2 separate regions of the Homo sapiens genome follow, and region 1 is linked to region 2. A link is an interaction called in ENCODE POLR2A ChIA-PET data of the cell type or tissue named here. Cell type or tissue: GM12878. All regions are shown on one strand.

The links. Peaks named below come from ENCODE experiments on the same cell type or tissue, not always from the same donor. Only the 100,000 strongest peaks of a DNase experiment are listed, where the experiment ranks them.
Region 1: POLR2A ChIA-PET joins it to region 2 with 9 read pairs; 10 of 35 experiments call an interaction of 5 or more read pairs at or near these places.

Annotation. Positions count from the first base shown.
Region 1 is chr5:138,035,154-138,037,653 of GRCh38, forward strand. FAM13B-AS1 (FAM13B antisense RNA 1) reads left to right here. Exons shown (of 2, transcript NR_037900.2): 2 at 1,040-2,500. It also overlaps a transcript of FAM13B not described here. Among named protein-coding and RNA genes, the nearest start is that of FAM13B, 3.3 kb to the left of the region's middle. RefSeq lists an enhancer at 1,106-1,315. In GM12878, a CTCF peak has its summit at 1,010 (motif pointing right); a DNase peak (open chromatin) is centred at 988; H3K27ac peaks cover 350 bases.
Region 2 is chr5:137,757,844-137,760,343 of GRCh38, forward strand. No RefSeq gene overlaps it. Among named protein-coding and RNA genes, the nearest start is that of HNRNPA0, 4.7 kb to the left of the region's middle. RefSeq lists an enhancer at 717-836. In GM12878, no CTCF peak of the experiment used is centred here; a DNase peak (open chromatin) is centred at 1,068; H3K27ac peaks cover 1,090 bases.

The sequences.
Region 1 (2,500 bases), 280 kb after region 2:
AGGGACATGCCACCATGCCTGGCTAATTTTAAAATTTTTTTAGAGATGGGTTTCCCTATGTTGCCCAGGCCTCTCTTGAACTCCTGGCCTCAAGTGATCCTCCCACCTCAGCCTCCCAAAGTGCTGTGATTACAGGCGTGAGCCACCGTGCCCGGCCTCCCTTGCGTTTTTATACCCTACCCACAAAGTATGGGATCTCAAAAAACAAATGAATTGATCAATGACCATTTTCCCCCTCAAAAACTGCAGAACATATTCTTGGAAGATATATTCTCTAGATCCTACTTGATAATATAAAAACAGTATGTTCAACATAGGGGCCACATGGGCTATAATTCAAAACAAACACTTTTATTTTGTATCTTTTGCCATGCCTTTCAATTTGTGCAGTGGGAGTAGATCTGTCATGTACCTAATTGAAAACTCAGGCAGGTTCCATGAGTTTTTAGGGGTTCTGTGGTCTCCTTAGGAATAGAGTCCTGTTGTCATTGAGTCACAAAGAGTGAAATGTTTTCCTCTTTTTCAGCTGGGAACAGTTGTCTCATTGCTTGCCCTAAAGAGGGGACCATAGTCATCTTTAACCTGCCTAGTCTTTCTCCTCCCGGCTTAACTAATCATAACCAAATCTGGGGAAGGCAGGGAGAAAAAGGAGCAGGAAAGTTGTTAACTTTGTATGATGGTTTGACATTCCCTGGGCATGGTAGATGCTTAAAGCTGACTTATTTTTTCATGGATACCTCAGAGACTACCACCATCCCCCTTCTCTGGTGGTTTCTCCCCCATAATTCTATTGGTCTAAGCGTAAAGCTATTTTGGCAGTTATTTACTTCTTTCCACGCACCTCCAACTACTTGTCTGTTGAAACCTGGGCATCTCTGTAAAGGCCCTGTCAGATAGGATCTGAGATGACTCTCACACTCGTCCATTTGCAAGTGACCCTTTATTGTGGGACAAGGTTGTGCACTCCGTACCCTAGGGGGTGCCATTCACATCATTCTCACTGTAGTTCTGTATGTTATTTATTTTAATGTTTTTCCAGCAGGTGGCAGTAAAGTGTTTTGTCCAAACTAAATTACAACGACTGCTTCCCAATAGATGGAAGCAAAGCGTCTGGACGAAGGAGAGCTTTTTTCTCATGGTGCTGCTGTGTTAGCCTAGTGACAGCTCTGTATGGCCCACACCTGGTCCACAGGAAGCTCTCAGGCACCTCTTGCCCGAACAAACTTGGGAGTACAGGCTAATCCCAGTGCAGATTCAACATTCCTCTACTCTGCTGCCAAAACAGCCGCCAGCCTGTGGGAGTCAGACACAGGCCCACGGTGCCCCTCAGACTGCAGGAGGTACAAGTCAAGTGCTCTGAGCAGATCCATTGAAGGCCCACTCCCTCGACTTGAAGTAAAAGGCAGGCAGGCACCTGTGGTAAGAATCACAGCTCACCAGCAACAGTCTCCAAAGACATTGTCCTCAATAATTCTGGTTTGGCCTTTTATAACTAAATAACTGAGTATTTAATCTACCTGCTTTGTCTAAATCCTCTGAAATTTCTAGAGGGGGTCTATCTCAGAAATTACTTTAGTTTTTTGGTGGATGGAGGGAAGAAGATGGTTTCTTTTATAATAATCTTGTTGCTTCAGTTAAAACAGTGGTTCTCAACTGCGACAATTTTGGGGGACCATGTGTGCAGACATTTTTGGTTTTTTTTTAAACTTTTTTTTTCCTTCTGAATTCAGGATCTGCTGAATACAGACATTTTTGATTGTCACCACTGGAGAGGTGCTATTGGCTGGTGGGAGAAGGTCAAGGATGCTGGTAAACATCCTTTACGGCACAGGACAGCCCCTACAGCAAAGAACAGCAATTCTGTTTGTTACAGAGATGAGAGAATACCTCACTAAAAGAATACTTCAAAATTACATCACTTTTTCTTCTTTTTTTCCTACAAATTCTTTACCTGTAGATGGAAACGTCACATTTCAATATATCAATAGAGTCAAAAATAGCATTTGCAATAGCTATTTGGCCAGGATGAGAAGTGACTGGTATAGACCAATCCTTTGTGTTTCCAAGACTCCTTCTGGAGATGAGGCCATGCCAGGAAAATTACTACTTGAGATAAAATTGTTATTTATTTGCAAGATGACTTTTAAGCCTGGAAAACAAGCATTCTATCCCAGCTTATCTGAACAGAGGCATTATGCCTCTCAGAAGTAAGGTCATGAGTCACATCACTGTGGAAGGAATATATCTTTGCTACAACCTGGACTGCATTCTAGATGCCAGGGAGGACCTCAGCATATCTGCCTCCCCAAGGTCACCAGTGTCACTGGAATGAGACTTGAAGTCAGGAAGTAGCTGTCTCTGCAGTTACTTTACAGATGGCTAATAATGCCCTCATTATTCACAGAGAATGCAAATGGGTTCTTCCATCCTTTACATGAGTTTGACTGAATTCATCTCTTCCAGATGTAGCAGGATGTTGAGCCCTTCCCTTGCACCATCA
Region 2 (2,500 bases):
AATATAATAATTATACAACTCACCGTAACGTAGAATCAGTGGAAGGCTTGAGCTTGTTTTCCCGCAACTAGCCGGTTCCCATCTGGGGGTGATGGGAGACAGTGACACCCGAAGTGTGTTGCTTATGTCCAGTTTACTCCATAATCTAGTTTTGGTTGCTGTCACTGCAGAAAACCCTGCTTCACAAATATAGGATGCTGGAAATGGAAGCAGGCTTTTCAGTGCTTTTGTGGCAATCTCAGGATATTCCATCCAGAATGTATGGAGATTTGAAGTTGTCTCAAACATACAAGGCTGCCGTCACTTGCAATCTCAAGCAGTTGATCCTCTTCTAGTATCGACAAAGTCAATTCTTCTGGCTTATTCACAAATGGGTGGTGGATCCATTCCTTCCCAGCTCAGGGATTTTTTTGTGGTTGGCAAGTAAAGCTCAAACTCTTTTGAAAGCTGAGCTAGGTGATCATGCAGCAGCTGGGAGAAAGAAGGCGTTGGCTCAGTCACTTTCAAAATCTCTGCTAATGTTTGAAACATGTCAGAAATCCCAATGTTCACTCATCGCCCCCATAACTCCAGTTTGGTTTTCAATGCAGCCCCTTTATCTGCTGATTTGAACACAGTTGTCATTCTCCCCTGAAGTGACAGATTGAATTCACTGAGCAGGTTGAATGTGTCACACAAGTAAACAAGTTTTGCCACCCATTCTATGTCACTGAAATGTGCTGCTAGTGGTGACTGTTTTTGTAAAAGAAATCTCTGGAGTGGCTCTCATAACTCAAAAATTCTGGCCAGTTATCTACCTTTAGAAAGCCATCTCATTTCTTATACACATCTCACAGAGTTGCGCAAACAGACATTGAGTTAAGGGCATGCACTTTAATGTCATTGATAATTTTAATCACATCCTGTAAAACCTTAAGTTCGGGTGACAATTTTCGGCTACCCGGCATTTCTCTGTAGATGACACAGTGCATAGACTCACATTCAGAAGTGACCTCTTTGACCTGAGTAGTGAAACCAGAAAGCCATCCAGTCATATCAGCCACTCTGTCTGTGCATATACTGACACAAAATGACCAATTCCGTTTTTCTGATATGTAATCAAAGTCTTGAATAGTTCTGCACCTGTGGTGTTGGTTGGCAACAAAAGTGCACATAACATATTCCCCTGCACATCCTCCTGAAAAAGATATGGCACAAAAACAAGCATTGTTGTCTTGTCAACATCAGTAGACTCATTAACCTGGATTGCATACCATGGTGACTCATTAATCCTAACAATTGTGCCCCAATATCCTCTGTATTTCATCACTTTGTCTAGTTATGGTACTAGCCGAAAAAGGAACATGTGTCACCTTTTGAACTTCAGCCTCTCCTAAAAGTTCATGATAAATGTCCTTAGCAGCAGGCAGGAACAATTCTTCACCAACGGTAAAGGGCTTCTTAGCTTTAGCAATGCAGTTAGCCACTAAGAATGATGCTCTCAGTGCAGATACATTTGATGAAGTGGTGGCCTTCAATAATTGCTTCTGGTTTTTTGTTTGCTTGTTTTTGAGACAGGGTCTTTCTCTTTCACCCAGGCTGGAGTGCAGTGGTGCAATCTTGGCTCACTGCAACCTCTGCCTCCTGGGTTCAAGTGATTCTCATGCCTCAGCCTCCCGAGTAGCTGGGACTACAGGTGCGTACCACCACACCCAGCTAATTTTTGTATTTTCAGTAGAGACGGAGTTTCACCATATTGACCAGGCTGGTCTCAAACTCTTGGCCTCAAGCAATCCACCCACCTCAGCCTCCCAAAGTGCTGGGATTACAGGTGTGAGCCACCATGCCTGGCCAGTTGCTTCTGTTCTTTGTGTTCATTTGAAAAACTCAAAAGCCTTGTGTTTTAATGCAAGGTGCTAGGTTTCCATGTGGAGAAGCAGTTTTGAAGGTTTCATGGCTTTGTTGGATAGCCGGTTGCCACATGTTATACAAAGTGGGCTTGTAGAATGTTAATCACTTGTTGCAATGAGCCTGTAATTTAAGTAGGACTCTTGGTATTTTCTTTTAAATGCAGCTTTGTTTTTGATGGAAGTCTTAATGTCTTCTGATGTCTCATCATTCAGTCTGTCCCCCTTGACAAAGAAGCTCTCCAGTGACATTTGTTTTTTACTCATTTTGGCTAGGGTTAGCTTGTGGGCTTACCAAAACTATGACTGAGACAAGTGCATAGCATGGGAAAGAGGCACGGATGGAAGTGGTAAATAAAATAATGGGCAGGCCATGCTCAGACTAAAGTTAAGTGTCAGATTCTGACAGCCTGCCACCAGATGTAGCTGTACAATTGAAGTACATCAATTCACTTGCCACTATAAAGCCTACTGCCAGCCACGGCTTAATTGTCACTTGCCACTCACTGATAGGGTTTTGATATGAGTCTGCGACTTATTATGGTCTCTGTGCAGTCAGACCTCCCTGCTAATGTTAATCTGTATTTGCAGCCACTCCCCCACATTAGCATTAC